Linked DNA regions of Mus musculus: region 2 is linked to region 1. The links are chromatin loops, found by intact Hi-C in ENCODE. Cell type or tissue: heart. All regions are shown on one strand.

What was found. Peaks named below come from ENCODE experiments on the same cell type or tissue, not always from the same donor. Only the 100,000 strongest peaks of a DNase experiment are listed, where the experiment ranks them.
Region 2: a loop joins it to region 1, with 3 times the contacts of the local background. A loop is called at or near these places in 3 of 42 quality-filtered maps.

The regions. Positions count from the first base shown.
Region 1 is chr13:49,378,115-49,386,114 of GRCm38, reverse strand. Bicd2 (BICD cargo adaptor 2) reads right to left here. Exons shown (of 7, transcript NM_001039179.2): 4 at 7,764-8,000; 5 at 6,082-7,107; 6 at 5,393-5,544; 7 at 1-3,072. The coding sequence ends at 2,763. Among named protein-coding and RNA genes, the nearest start is that of Ippk, 39 kb to the left of the region's middle. In heart, a CTCF peak has its summit at 4,681 (motif pointing right); DNase peaks (open chromatin) are centred at 2,914 and 4,704; H3K27ac peaks cover 510 bases.
Region 2 is chr13:49,641,793-49,649,792 of GRCm38, reverse strand. It overlaps Cenpp (centromere protein P), which reads left to right. Exons shown (of 8, transcript NM_025495.3): 3 at 2,139-2,227. Among named protein-coding and RNA genes, the nearest start is that of Cenpp, 6.9 kb to the left of the region's middle. In heart, a CTCF peak has its summit at 4,461 (motif pointing right); a DNase peak (open chromatin) is centred at 4,772.

The DNA of each region.
Region 1 (8,000 bases):
GTACAGAGTGAGGCAGGTACCTGCTGGTCCACAATGGCCTTCAGCATTCCCAACTAGCTCTCCACTGCTGCCCGTCCTGGAGACCTGACCTGGCTGGGACACCTCCCTGAACTGATGAAGGCACTACTGGCAATGGTTACTAACAAAAAGGTGTTGAAATTGAACACCTGAAAATCGACGGCTGTAGAATTTTCTAAGTGTACCACAATTTGGCACGACAACCAGAATAACAAAACAATTCCAATTTGGAATTTCACTGGTGCAGTTGTATAAAATTCTGTTAGTCAGTCATGCTTCACAATGTCCTAAAACCCAGAAAACTCTGGAATTTGTAGGTAATACTACTCATTCAATAATTTATGCTTTCAAGTGCCTATTACTGTTTTAACCAGAGCAAAGGTCAAGTTTTCTTCTTGTTACATTGAACTATTCCTAAGAATAATAATAATAATACAATATGAAAAACCCCAGAATTGGAATACCCTGGATTTCTTAATGAACATGGCATTTAAAATCTGTAATTTCAAACATGAACCACAATGCCGTGTCCTCTAAAGGCTGCTGAACCACAGCGTGGATACACTGGCCAGCTCCTTGCCGGGTCGGAGCCTCACCCGAAGTCTAGCTACACACCATGGAGCACAGCTCTACCTTGAGTTGACGCAGGTCAACACATCAGAGCCAGGACGGACAGCTACAGGACCATGAACACAGACCACGGCACTGGAGACCGTCTCTATGCAAGGAATTAAGGAAGCAAATATAATATCAAAATATCAAAAGTGCACAGGTTGATCGGATAAAAAAGGAGCATGTGTAATAAGGAGAGCCTGTGGCAGGCGTCCAGCAGGCCCCTAGAGAGCCTGGCAGCGCGGCGGCTGTGGAAGCAGGTTCTTCGGCCACACAGAGACCTTCCCAAGCAGCAGATTGCAGCATTCTCAATAGTAAAGCTTTTTTTTTTTTTTTCTCCCATTAAAAACTTGGGGAATGCTATTTTGAAAAGAATTACAGTGGCATATCCAAACATTTCTAAGTGGACTTTAGGCTGCCCTTCCTTCCTCTGCATGGGCCACAGGAGGGGAGGGGGAGGGGCTGCTGTGTGACAGGGCCGGGTGGCCGCCTCCTCCCAGCAGCTACTCTACAGCTGAAAACAGGAGAAAACAAGACAGCATTAGAAATCAGTCGAGAGCCACTCCCTGCTCACTGACAGCTAAAGCTCTTGTTCTGGGAGTGCGCGAGCACATTAGTTGGCAGAGGAGGCCTGCATGTGTGTTAGGGGATGGGGCTCCAAGTGTCCACAAAGCCCCATACAGTGTAAGAGAAGCTGCGTTCTGGCCCAAAGAGAAAGAAAGGCAGAAGGTTGGGTGGGCATGCGGGCAGCCATTCCCAGGATGGACATGCAAGGGACACGTGTGGCCTGTTCTGCCCCCAGTGTACGACCATGTGCTGCCAAGAATCTGAGCAGACTGGGGTACCCCAGGATCCAGGGGAGAGAAAGAGAAAGCTGTTTGAGAGACTACAGGGCCATATTGGATAGTAATTGTTCCACATCATGAAAGATGCCTTTCCACAGGGAGAGACAGCCAAGCAGCTATTATGGGAGATGGAGTCTCAAGACTAGATGCCCCATGGGGACAGGGAGAGAAATACTGAGCAGAGTCCTGTTTTACAACTCACTAAAGCACACACCTGATCTGATGCCACAGCTCCGCACTGACAGAGCATCTGGAAAAGGAGAGCCCTCGGAGGCCTTTCTTCCTTCTGTAGTATCCACAAACTGCACCGAGAACCACACAACTCTTACCTGCCAGTTTTGAGCACAGCTCCGGGCCCACAAAAAGTCCCCTAGCACACAGCTGGGCTCTACTGTGCCGTGCAGTTTGGTAGAGCACTAGTAGTTCTCAAAACACTGCTTCTTTGGGTCTGACAACTTCTAGGAAAAGACCCAAGCACAAGCTGCAGATCTCAAAGGACCAAATAATAGGCTCTGAACCAAGGACCAAGGTCTGACCAGGCACTTGGAACACTCTCGTCAAGAAAGAAAACCTAGGACCTCAGGCCCTGCTAATTTGTCACCTTTCAGGACACAGCAGCATGCGGATCTTTGAGATGGAGCAGCTGCGCTGTCTGCCTGGGCTATGGTTATCGTGTCTGAGGTGTGGGGGCTCACTGCAGAACACAGGCTGCAACCAGAGATGGTCCATTCCCTCTGGGACTGCCATCCTGGATGTGGTTAGCAGTGAGATGCTGCACAAACTACAAGGAAACTCTTCATGAAACTATGCCAGCCACAGCGAGCTAACCTAGGCTAGTCCTATGATGCAGGCTAGAGCCTCACAAAACTGCTTTCAAGTGCTGATATTAGACACATGCGAGCAACATGCAAGTTTCAACTCAGGTTCTGCCCCTGTGAGTGTCCAGGGAAGAACTCACCCTTGGGTTCCCTAACAGTGCCTGGAGGCCCTGGAAAACTTTCACTCCGCTGTCTTCCACAAAGGTGTGCAGCTTCACCCCTACTTTTGATACCAGCATCCCAAAGGACAGCAACTGACATGGTATATCCTGGGGGCGGGGCTGTGGCATGAAAAGCAGCACAAAGCTCAAAGTGTCCTGGTTACAGATGTACCCCAACGCTGCCACTTGCCTAGAGTGCCGCCCTCTGTGCGTTAGTCACGTTAGGAGCGGCCTAGCACTGCTGTCCCGCTGCTGCAGCTGGGTTAGTTGAGGTGAAGCGGACGTTAGGTGTGCGGCGCCCCACAGCCCTAATCACAGTAAATGCTGTGCTTCTCGCTGCAGAACACCTGGTTGGCCAGCCCGGCGCCCTCCGCCCTCTCGCTGGCGCAGGCGCAGGTGTGACTTACGCTCGGTGAGGCTGGCTTGGCCTTGGAGGCGGCCTTGCTGCGGCCCCTGCGGGTCTGTTCATGGTCCAGCTCCAGCAGCTCCAGCCGCTGGGTGAGCGCCAGCTTCTGCTGGATGGCCATGCGCAACAGAGAGTTAAGGGTCTTCTTCTCGTCCTCGGCAGCTGCCAGCTGCCGCTGCATCTCATCCAGCTGTGTGATGTATTCGTCACACCTGTGGAGACAAAGCACAGCTGAGAGGCTGAGAGGGAGAGCAGGCCCGGGTGCCCACTGCACTCCAAGGCATCTCTCCTGGAGCCTGAGCTGGGGCCAGAGCTGGTGAAGCTTGTTCTGGTTCCTGGTGCAAAGGCTCCTTTGGAATAAGGCCATGGCCAGGACGAGAGAGGCAGTGCTCAAACAGAACAGCAAGGTTACCTTCAACTCAGTGGTACTGCATTTGTTTCTTTGCAGGGAGAGAGGGCAGAAGGCTTGGGGAGTGCTGGCTACTTTCTATGTTAGCCTGACATAGAGACTATAGTCATTTGGGAAGAGGGTACCTCAATTGAGAAAATACCTCTGCCAGATTGGTCTTTGGGTAAGCCAGTGATACATTCTCTTAATTAGTGATGTGGGAAGGCCCAGCTCACCATGGTGGGGCCATGCCTGGGTCCTGGGTGTTGTTAGAAAGCAGGCTGAGCAAGCCACGAGGAGCATGCAAGTAAGCAGCACCCCTCCATGGCCTCTGCACCGGCTCCTGCCCTAACTTCCCTAGCTGATTAACTAGAAGCTATCAGGTAAAATACACTCCCCAAGTAGTTTTGGGCCATGGTATTTCATTACAGCAACCCTAAGACATGGGGGTATTTGTTTGCAGGCTTGAAGTGGTTCTGATAAGCAAGGCTTGGCGCTCATCCATTTGACTTTCTTCCAGTAAGCTCTCTCCCACTTTAAGAACAAAAAGGTATCTCAGATACTGGGACATCACTAGCTCCCAGGATCTGGGTGTAAACTGAGAGAGGACTGAGCTTGATCCTACTGCAAACCGTAGCTGGTGGTTAGTAAGCCTTTGCTGAGTGACAATCAGAGCACCCAAGCCTCCACCTGCTGTGATGCAGCATGCCCCACCCCCATCGAGTGGAGGGAGAGAGCCTGGCCAAGGTTCCCTGGGTGACACCGGCACACCTGCCTAGTTTGGGTCTGGTGGAATCTTAAGACACTGGGCAAGTGTCTCTAGAGGTGGTGGTGGACACATGGGCTCTAAGCACTGCCCTTCTGCTACCCATGGCTCTGCTTTACCCACACCCTGCTGGTGCCTAAGAGCTCCCCTCAGAGACTACATACTGTCTTCCTCATATGTTTGAAATCCCGGATTCACCAGAAAAGTCAGGTCTTTATAAACAGAACAAACTTCAAAGGTTATGATTTGTACAAGATGCTGAGGAATTACAAGAATTCTTTCCTAATCCCACCAAGGGGGTAGGGTGGGGTAGGGTTTGGGGTGGGAGTGGGGGTGGGCTGCAGAGGGAAGAAGAGTTCCATGAGTTCTAGGCCAGCCTGATCCACATAGCAAGTTCCTGGGCTACATAGTGAGACCTGTCTCAAAAAAATGTTTTTCTTCCCCTAAGATCTGGTAGGAAATGTCCAGAGAAATGCTGGACTCTTCTGCTTGTGCCTGCCTTGGCAGGACCTACCTGCAGGGATGCTAAGAGACTGGGGCTGGAGGGAGGGAAACAGGTCCTGGCCCATCCTGTCTCAGCTTCTTCACACTTTACAGGAAACAGCCAGCTGACCCAGTTTCGGTGCTCAGCCTTGCCATCCCCACACTGTCATTCCAACACTGAGCAGCAGGTGGCACCACCTGTCTTTGGAGGGTGATAGGCAGGGGCCTTGTTTTCCACCCTTTAAGACTGCTCTTTCCCAGGCCACAGGAAGAACCCCCAGGGGAGAGGAAGGAAACTGCATAACCCCAGGCCTAAAGCTCGCTTGCCCATCCCTGACAGGAAGGCTGGGAATGGATGGCAAACTGGCTGCGTTGGAGCCCTGACTACACTACAGGAGAGGAATAACAAACTAGTCTGGGCCGCATCTGTCACCACTGGTAACTAGACCTCAAAACTGTACTCCCCATCCCCTGAGCTCACTCCCTTAGCCCTTTGCTTCTAGGACTCCTATGCTCAAAGCACAGGAAATGGAGCATCCAGGGTCATGAAGAGGGAAATGGGAACAGGGAAATGGATGCACACCTCTGCTGAATGTCTACCAAAATGGCACTGCCTACAAGAGGCACGGGAGGCTGGGGAGCAGCCACCTGAGGGCCCTGGGACCGCATAAACTTTCCTCCTCCTCAGTCGAGAAGGGCAGCCCCACACACATGCTGGGACTGGGCTGTAGTCTCCAAACCTTGAGCTGTGTTGGGGGCCTGGCAGGGCTACTACAGTGCTGAACCAACAGGCCTGTGGGACTCTGGAATGAGGCTGGAGGCTGTGGGTAAGGCTAACAGGTAGCTCCAGGGAAGAGAGGCTGCAGAAGGGAGAGTATCACAGTGTAGCAGGTACCTGGTGGCAAACATGGCACGCAGGGAGGAGAAGGTGGCTGCGTCTTCCTTGAGGGCCTTGAGCTCGTTCCGTAGCTTCATCATGGTCTCGGTCACCATGGCCTTCTCGTTCTCATACTTGCTCTTCAGGTTGGCCAGGGCCACCTCAGCTGTCTGGGGGACAGAGAAGTAGAAAGTGGGGTGGTGAAGGGTGTAAGGCCCTGTGTTCAAGGTGGAAACCCTGGGCCCAAGGTGGAACTGCTGACCATGAAAAATTCTCTGAAAAAAATTTTTTCTCATGCAGCTGTCGGGACAAAATGCTAGCCATGCTCCTGGCATGCCAGTTTGCCTCAGTAAGTCCTAGCTTCAACCCTGATTAGCAAGGAAGAATGATGCACCATAGACTCTGTCCTGGAGAACCCACAGGGCACTCAGACCACTGCTCTCTGTTACCACAGCGTGAGCAACTGTAAGGTGGACAGAAGCAGCAGTACTTAATGACTGAAAAGCTCTGGCTAAAGCACCCTCTAATCCCCACACTCACTCCATCCCCTGGCTGGAAGCCCTGAGGAAGGAGACAGCAGCAACAAGGTGATGGCACAGGCCTAGGGGCTGTGGCAGCAGTGGGCAGTGATCCCTCCCAACAGCAGGCTCTGGAGGCAGCGCCCCCCAGCAGGCTCTGGTGGCAGCGCCCCCTCCCACTCCTCTCACCTGCTTGTTGGCCTTGAGCACGGTGCGCAGTGTGGTGATCTGCTCCCGCTTGGTACTCAGCAGGGACTTCAGCTTGAGGATCTCCTCCATGAGTGCTTCCTTGTCCTTGTCCACAGCAGGGCCCAGCTCCTGCGAGGCAATCCGCTGCCGGGACAGCTCGGTCGTACGGTCCACGGCTGCCTGCAGGTGCTTGATCTGGTCTCGGATGATGGCGATCAGGTTGTAGATGTTCATAGGTTCCCGGCGGGGGTCACTCAGAGGTGACGGCAGTGAAGAACTGGGTGAAGGACTGTTGTCCCCAGTCCCACCATCTGCTCGGCCCACCTCTGTGGCCAACAGCCCCTTGGGCAAGAGGACAGGTGACCGGCGCCCGCGGCCCTCTGGGCTGGTGCGGCCAGCCTTGCCCTGGCCCTCACGATAATAGTCGAGCATGACACGGTTGGGCGTCTCGTTGTTGCACATGCACACATGGTGGTAGAGGTTGGCCAGCTCCTCGCTGAAGGTCACCAGCTCATCCTGAGCCACATTCAGGCTGCCCTGGGTCTCACCAGCCACATCGCTCACCTTCTTCAGCTCCTTTTCCAGATGGGCCAGCAGCTCTCGGTCCTGGTGGCTAGCCTTCTCCAGCAGAGAGATCTTCTCAGTGAGTGCCTGGCCCTCAGCCTCATACCGGCCCTTTTCTTCTGCGTGCTGGGCTTCGCGAGCTTCGTGTGTGCTGCGCAACGCCTTGAGCTGCTCCCGGAGCTCGCCAGCCTCAGCCACAGCCACGTGGTACTTGCAGGCCAGGATCTCAGGCCCATTGATGTCCACCTCATAGTAGTCACCGTCTTCGTGGCTGTCACGGTCCTTCTCATTATCCAACGAGGTCTGTCGCTCCTTGCCAGCCTGCAGGCGCCGGAGGGCACTAAGGTTCTCTGTGAGACGATTCACCTTCTCATGCTGCTCAGAGAGGGTTCCCCGAGCCTGCTCCAGCTGCTTCTGTGTGTCCTGCAGTGTTGCCAGCAGGCCCACCTTCTCCCGCTCCATCTGCAAAGGTAGTTATAGCAGGAAAACAGGTCAACAAGGCTTAGAAGACTCTAGGATGACCAAACAACATCTCATGCTGAGCCAGATGGGCCAAGGGCTATGTAAATTCCCTGCCCATGCCACTTGTTGACAGCAGACTGGACAGAATTCACCACAGCGACCATGACTATCACCAACAATAGTGCTCATCCATAAGAGGTCACTAAACATGTGCTGGGGTGGAGCTGGGTTTCATTTGTGGAACTCTGGGTCCAGGGCATGCTGGCAGGGTCCCTAAGTGTCCCAGCTCTCCGCCACTTCCCTTTCTCATGTTGTGGAGAACACTCATTTATAGATCAACAGTAAACTTTCAGATATGACGATGTATGGCCCTGCAAAGACTCTAGCTGTGGTCTGTAGGTAGGAGTTACACGAGGGACAGGTCACCTCACCCATACATGATTTGGGTAGCAAAGGGAGCAGCATGGGTACCAAGGTACTAAACCTTACACAGTAATCAGGAACCTACTCCTCTGGGACACTACTCTTTACCAGTAAGAATTTCATGTATGGTATGAGGAAGTTAAAGGCAGCTACATGTCACAAAAGCACAGCTTACAGTGTTGCAAAAGGCACGGGGAGAGGGAGGGATGGGGCATGAGGCTCTGCGCGCTCACCTGCACCAGCTGCTGTTTCAGCTTCTGGATCTCAGATATGTGGAGCTCACTGAGCAGGTCAGAGACGAGGCTGGGGGAGGGTGGAGCTAGGCCATCCTTCCTGGGTGTGGATGTCTTGTTGTCCAAGGATGATTTGACCAAGCCACTGTGCTCAAAGCCATTGACCAGGGCTTCGGCGTCATTGTTGGGCTCTGCGGTGACAGTATCATCACTGAACTTGAGGCCATCTAAGGAGAC
Region 2 (8,000 bases), 260 kb before region 1:
CTGCCTCTGCCTCCCGAGTGCTGGGATTAAAGGCATGCGCCACCACGCCCGGCTTTTTTTTTTTTTTTTTTTTCCTGCAAATCTTTCCCTCCTTTTTTTTTTCATGTATATGCCAAGAATCTAACATAGGTACTAATACAAGGCAAAAACTCAGCCAACTAACCAACCCTGTTCTTTTCCTTTCCTTTAAAAAAAAAAAAAGTCTGTTCAAGTTTTTTAAAAGTACTAAAGAACTTTTTGAGTGTGAATTTGCTGCGAATTCATCCCATTTAGCAAATGGATTGATCTGAAGCAAATTACGTACAAAGGTGATTTTTACTAAAAGAAAGCATTTCCTTCTATTTCATTTAATAATTCTAATTATTGACTTTCACATTCTGGTTTCTACTTTACACAATGGCATAACACGCATGGATTAAAATGAGATGTGGTAGCCAGGCATGGTAGCATATGTCTTTAATCCCAGCACTGGGGAGTCAGAGGCAGATGGATCTCTGTGAGTTGGAAGGTCAGCCTTGTCTACAAAGCAAGTCCAAGACTGCCAGGGCTACACAGAGAAAGCCTGTCTTGGGGAAAAAAAAAATGAGATGTGGTTTGGTTGCATTCTGGGGAATGAATTCAAAGAGGCTAGAAGAGAATGCTAGGATTTTTCAGTAAAATGTCTTTGGATGGTGGCATGTAGTTTGCTTTTCCTTCCTGCTTCTGTGTATTCCCAATTTTCTGGAAAAGTAAACTTCATGACTGCAATGAAAAAAAATTTGTTCAAAATTTAAAAGTATGTAAGTTTCTGGACAGTAGTGGTGCACGCCCTTAATCCCAGCACTTGGGAGGCAGAGGCAGACGGATTTCTGAGCTCAAGGCCAGCCTGGTCTTCAGAGGACAGGACAGCCAGGACAGCCAGGGCTATACAGAGAAACCCTGTCTCGAAAAAAAAAATGTATGTAAGGTAAAGTTTTTTGTTTATACTTATATGCAATCTATATATTTATTGTATACTTTTATAATGAAAAAAAAAACTTAGATTCAAATACAGTATGTATATGAGCCTGAGCTGCTTGTCTACAAAATAAAGGGACCTATGTTATTTTTAAGATTCCATTCAAGATTCATCTTGTAGTTTTGGCCCTTTTACTACTTTTTAAAATTATGTTTGTATATTTAGTATGTGTTTGTGTTGACCCACATGTACTAAAGTACTTGTGTCAAAGTGAGAGGACAAATTGAAGGAGTTGGAGTTGGTTCTTTCCTTTCACTATGTGGGTTTCAGATATCAAAGTTGGATTGTTAAGCTTCGTGCCAAGTGTTTTGATCCCACTAAGCCATCTTACCAGACTGTCCCATTCAAACATTGAGATGATATTGAAAATTTTCAAAAAGATAGGCAAGATGGATGACCCAGCAAATAAAGCCACTAACACCCAGCCTATAATAATGACCAGAGTTCATTTCTTGGAACCCATATAATGGAGGAAGAAAACTGATTCCTCAGGTTGTCCTCTGATTTCCATATGTATATCTCTCTCTCACACATGCGCGCACGCACGCGCGCACACACACACACACACACACACACACACGAAAAAATTCAAAATAAAGGCTGGGTCTGATGGTATATGCCTTTTTTTTTTCCCCTCCGAGACAGGGTTTCTCTGTATTGCCTGTCTATCCTGGAACTCACTCTGTAGACCAGGATGGCCTTGAACTCAGAAATCCGCCTGCCTCTGCCTCCCAAGTGCTGGGATTAAAGGTGTGCACCACCATTGCCCGGCATGTATTTTTTGTATGTGTATATTTTTCTTAAGTATTGATATACTTGAGAACTTGACAGTATAAATTTTTAGTAATCCCATTTTGTAAGACCAATTACTGTGACAAGACCCTTCCAGCTATTTTAAAGTGATTACTAATATATATTTTCATACATCTACACACAAGTAGATATTCACTTAAAAATATTGAAGATTCCACCAAGAGTACTTTTATGTTAATATCTGTAGAAATATGTTTATATTTGACTGTACCATGATAAACCAGTGCAGGCTGGATTAGTTTAAGTAAAATAAAACACTAATTTTACCTTTAAAAAAAAGCATTGAAGAAAACTATTCTTTTAAAGTATTTTATTTTCTAATTAATAGATACAAAGAAAGTTCTACAGAAACACAGATTATCAGGAAATTGCAACATGGTGACATTTCAACTGGAATTTGAGGTTCTGGAAATGGAGGTAACTGTAGCTTGCTGTGATAACAGATTTTTTCCCTATGAGAAACAGTTCCTATCCACTTCATTCACTTCAGTGTCACCCTCAGCATTACCAATGTGACCAAGAAAATACAGTGTGGAGTTTCAAAGTTGAACAAAATACAGTTGTTGATTCAAAATACATTTTTCTCTTTTTTTGCATTTTTATTAGGTATTTAGCTCATTTACATCTCCAATGCTATACCAAAAGTCCCCCATAACCACCCCCCCCACTCCCCTACCCACCCACTCCCCCTTTTTGGCCCTGGCGTTCCCCTGTACTGGGGCATATAAAGTTTGCGTGTCCAATGGGCCTCTCTTTCCAGTGATGGCCGACTAGGCCATCTTTTGATACATATGCAGCTAGAGACAAGAGCTCCGGGGTACTGCTTAGTTCATAATGTTGTTCCACCTATAGGGTTGCAGTTCCCTTTAGTTCCTTGGGTGCTTTCTCTAGTTCCTCCATTGGGGGCCCTGTGATCCATCCATTAGCTGACTGTGAGCATCCACTTCTGTGTTTGCTAGTCCCTGGCATAGTGTCACAAGAGACAGCTATATCTGGGTCCTTTCAGCAAAATCTTGCTACATTTTTCATGTCAAAAGTTGTGTTCTTATTAGTGGGGCTGCTTAAGATTCAAATAAAATATTTTAGCTTCACTTTAACATACTTTTGTTACCATAGGCCACTGAAATTCAGAGCAAGAAAGTGTTAGGCACAGCTAACAGGTTTTTCTGCGTAAATGTACTTTAGGGATACAGAAAGATATGAGAAGAACTGTTAACATTCTTTGGAAGACTACAAAGAGACTGTATTGTTGTTCACTTTTAAATTATGCAGGCATTTGATGACTGCCTGGTTTTGCTAATAATGTGCTGCAGAAAGTGGCTTCCCTTGGCTCTGTTGAGAGCACTCATTGTCTCTCTGAGCCTTTTAGATTTTATGACTCTTAAAGAATCACTCTCAAGTAAGATGTTGGAAAGAATTGCAGATAGTTGTGGAATTAACAGGACCTGAGGGATCAGATATATAGTCCTTGCCAATAGTTATAGTTATTGGTTGGAAAAAGGGGGACAAGGGCCTTTTAAAATTTTGTTACTTAGAATTCTGATAAAATGAAATCTTCTGTTTTTGTTTTACTTTAGTGGAGTTTATATGTTTGTGTATAGAGGGATAAAATCTTGCTATGAACCTTGTTCAACTTGACCTTAAACTTATGTTCCATCTGCTTCAGTCCCCTAAGTATTTGGATGCCAGTCGTGTGCTGCCACACTTACTGTGTAGGTACTAGAAGTCTTTTATACAATTACTAGGTGAGAAACTGAAGAGATGACTCAGCAGTTTAGAGTACTTGTTACTCTGAAACTGGGATCAGTTTCTGACATCACATAATAGCTCACAACTATCTGAAACTACAGTTCCAAAGAATTGATGTCCTCTTCTGCCTGAATGTACATGGTATACATGTAGGAAAAACACTCATATACTTAAAATAAATCTTTAAAAAATTAGAATTGCTAGGTCAATGGAAATGTACACAAAAATTTGATTGGTAAACTTAGATATCTTCTAAAATGGTTTTACCATTGTGCTGGTTAATTTTTAGTGTCCACTTAACACAACCTAGAATCAACTGGGAAGGAAGAGAGAATTTTGAGGTCATACTGGCCTGGGAGCATATCTGTGGGGGATTGTTTTGAATGATGTAGATGTCACTGTGGGTGGCACCATCCCTAGGCAGATGGTCCTGAACTGTATAAGAAAGACAGCTGAGCACAGCCCAGTGAGCAGCCCAATAAGCAGCATTCCTCCATGGTTTCTGTGGTAAGTTCCTGCCCTCACTTCCCTGCATGATGAACTGTGACCTGAAATTGTAAATTTTTTTTCTCTTACAAGTTGCTTTTGAAAATGTTGTTTATCACAGCAACAGAAAAGAAACCTAAAACAAACGGTTTTGTTTATTTTTGGTTTTGTTTGTTTGAGACAGGGTTTCTCTGTGTAGCCCTGGCTATCCTGAAACTAGCTCTGAAGACCAGGCTGGCCTTGAACTCAGAAATCTGCCTGCCTCTGCCCTCCAAGGGCTGGGATTCAAGATGTGTGTTGCCATTACCCTGCTTGTTGTATATGTTTTTACATTTAAAATTGCTAGGAAAAAAAATAAAGACAGAGAGAGCAGCAGTGTGTTGGTTATTCTTTCCCTAAAATCAAACATTCCACTAGAGGGAGACATTTAGCTGTCAGAAAATTAAAAGATTTAAATAACATGCTTATTATAAATGCTTATTTTTCCAAAATAAATATTACTACAATTTTAAACCAAAATGCTGGTCCTACTTAGGGTTACTAATGCAGTGATAAAACACCATGACAAAAGCAAGTTGGAGGAGGAAAGTTTGGTTTACACTTACACATCACTGTTCACCATCGAAGGAAGTCAGGCAGGGTAGGGTCCTGGAGGTAGGAGCTGATTGAAAGGCTGTGGAGGGTAACTGCTTCCTGGCTTAGGCACGGCTTGCTCATTCTGCTTTCTTATAGAAGCCAAGACCACTACCCCAGGGGTTGCATAGCCCACAGTAGTCTGGGCCCTCCCCCACAGATAACTAAGAAAGCTGCCTACAGCTGGATCATATGGAGGCATTCTCTTAATTGAGGTTCCCTCCTCTTGGATGGCTTTAGCTTTTGTCAAGTTGACATAATACTAACTGGCACAGTGCCCTTAAGTTCTATTAGTAGAATGTTTGAAACAAAGATGGGAAAATCTATGTAGAGAGTATGAGTCATTTCTTCTGTTGATGCAATTCTTGTCAAAGGTGTTTGGAACATAGAATTAATTTCCTCCAGTTGACTGAATGCTTGTGAATCGTTTTAAGACCATCAGAACAAGTGTGCACACAATATCAGCTTCCCATAGTCCTTGCAGTATAAGTCAGATGGGTGGGAGTTTGTAGGATGCTAAAGGGTATTTATATAACTTCTAACCTTGAAACAAAAGTGCTAAAAAGTAAGCACTTTTTAAATGAAGAGAATATTATTTCATCATGAAAGACTTTAAAAGTAACCCATTTATTTGAATATTTTAACCCAAATATTGAAATCTTAATATGTTGTCTTTCACGTTGGTGCAGATTTGTGAAAGCAAAGAAGGTATCTCTCAGCCCAGAAAGGCTTGACCCAAGAACTAAGGTGACTGACTACTAATCAACAGTAGCAAAAAGTCAACCTGAAACAGTGTCTTAACTCTTCTTTTTTTCTTTCTTTCTTTTTTTTTAATTTAGAAGCTGTGCATACTTTTTAAATGCTCAACAGCACCTGATTATTAATATAAACAGATTCCAGAATCAAGGCAGAGAAAGAAAACAATGGACTTTGTCTGCCATGTGACCCAGATGGGGCAGTGCAACCCAGATGGGAGTGTCTTAAGCTCTTAAGGGTCATGTCAATGTTAGATAAAGTAAGTGGCAGACAAAGGAGGAATAAGCAAAGTAAAGCAGATTTGTTAAGGAAAAATGAGACATTATAGAAAAGTTAGAGAACTCAAGAAAGGCAGAAAGTGCCAAGCTGTGTGTCTAGTGGCTGCTTCTAGGGCTTATGACAGAAACTGGACAGAGACTGAGATAATTTTGTTGCAGTTTGCTCATTCTCTAGGTATTCTCTCCTTGGGCCAAGCAGAAGGGGAGCAAACAGGCTCTGCATGATGACCACATACTCTTTGCCCAATTATGGTAGTGACTGCTCACTGAAGCCCATTTCTGACCATGTTTAAGTTTCTTTATTAGTGTCCAACCTTTTTGGATCTGCTGGCTGCCACTAACTTTGGCTACCATTGCAAGTTGCTCACCCTGCATCTGTTGCTGGGTCCAACTCTGTCTTCCATTATGCTGCCTGTTGATTGAATTCTTTGTATCTATCCATGCTGATTTGACCACCTAGCAGTTTAACCACAGACTTTTCCCCTCACTGCCTATGAGAAACTGACTCCTGTCTTAAAAGCATATACAGTTTGCAAAATTAATATCTTTCTAAATATTTTTGGTGATAAACTGATAGGGATAAGGTTGAGACAAGGTCTCTCACACTGTAGCCCAGGCTTATTTAGAACTCACCATGTAGCCCAGGCTGGTCACTTACTTGTGCCAGTCCTCCAGCTTCAGGACTCAGGAATGCTGGCATTGCAGGTATGAGCTACCACACCTGATTCTGGGGCTCCTTTCTTAGGTATTTCTATTCCTAGTTCTTAAGTTAACAAAAATTCGCTGAGACCTCCTATTAAAAGAACATGATAGAAAAAAGTGACCTGTTCAGACTGCAAGGATGTTAAGGTCAGGGGTGTCTATAAGGCCATTTCCCTTATTTATCAGTTCAGAAGTGACATGGTTAACAGGACCAATGGCAGGGCAGAAGTTAGCTTCATGCTGGCTAAACACACACTACAACTTGGTAAGAGATGTGCAGGTTAGGGCACTGAATCCCAAACTGACCTGCCTGTGCTGATGAGTGAAAGACCAAAATCTAACACACACGCACACACGCACATGTGCAGGGAGGGAGAGAGGGAGTTTTGTTTCCCCCTAGCCTTTCTATGTTTTCTTTTTAAAGATTATATTTATTTACTTACTTATTTACTTTACTTTGTGTGTGTGTATGCCATGTCTGTGCTTGGTGCCCATGGCGTCCAGGAGGCAGCATTGGATCCTGTGGAATTGGCATGAAAGAGGCCGTGACTCATCGTGAGGGTGCAGAGAACTGAAGGGAGGTTCTCTGCAAGGGCACACACGCTGTTAACCCTTCAATATCCTATTTTTTTTCCTTAAGATAATTTTTTAAAATAAAGCTACATTGAGATAAACCTTTTATTTTTTCCTCTTTTTTTCAGCCCTAAGGAAGCATTAATCTGCTTTTTATTTATTTCCTACTTTGAATATTTCATGGAAATGGAAACACATGACATTTGGTTTCTTGTGTCTGCCTTCATTTTTATTTATCATGTTTTCAAGGCTCACTTGGTAATAGCATGTGTTAGTACTTTGGTGGGGCAGAAGTAATATTCCATATGCAGATGTACTGCTTTTTGCCCATTTCTGCAGTTGGTGAAGTTGTTTTCTCTTTTGGACGTTCTGACTACTGCTGTATAAACACTCGTGGGAAGGTTTCCAGTGGTTATGTGGGTTTGTTTGGCTGTATGACTAGGGTCAAATGGAACTGCTGGGTAGTGATGGTGTGTCCATCATTTCCTCTGTGAGTCTGATGAGACCCACATAGGTAAGAACTTACATGTTTAATACAGTGTATTAACCCCTGACAATTAACAAATGAGAAAAATTAAATTTAACATTTTCAGACCAATATGACTATCAATTTCTGTATAGTGCCAAACTGAGATACCTTATTTCAAAGTTGGCAGCGTAGCTAAAGTTGACAAGGATCCATATTGTAATATGTGTATATACATATTTGTATATGTATATATATTTATTTAAGGGACAATGATAATAGTATGTTATGTATCAATAGATTACTATTTGTATATTGCTTTGGAGAAATTTCTATTCAAGTCCTTTGTCCAATTTTTTTTTTAAGATTTATTTATTTATTATATGTAAGTACACTGTAGCTGTCTTCAGACACTCCAGAAGAGGGAGTCTGATCTCCTTACGGATGGTTGTGAGCCACCATGTGGTTGCTGGGATTTGAACTCCAGACCTTTGGAAGAGCAGTCGGGTGCTCTTACCCACTGAGCCATCTCACCAGCCCCTCCTTT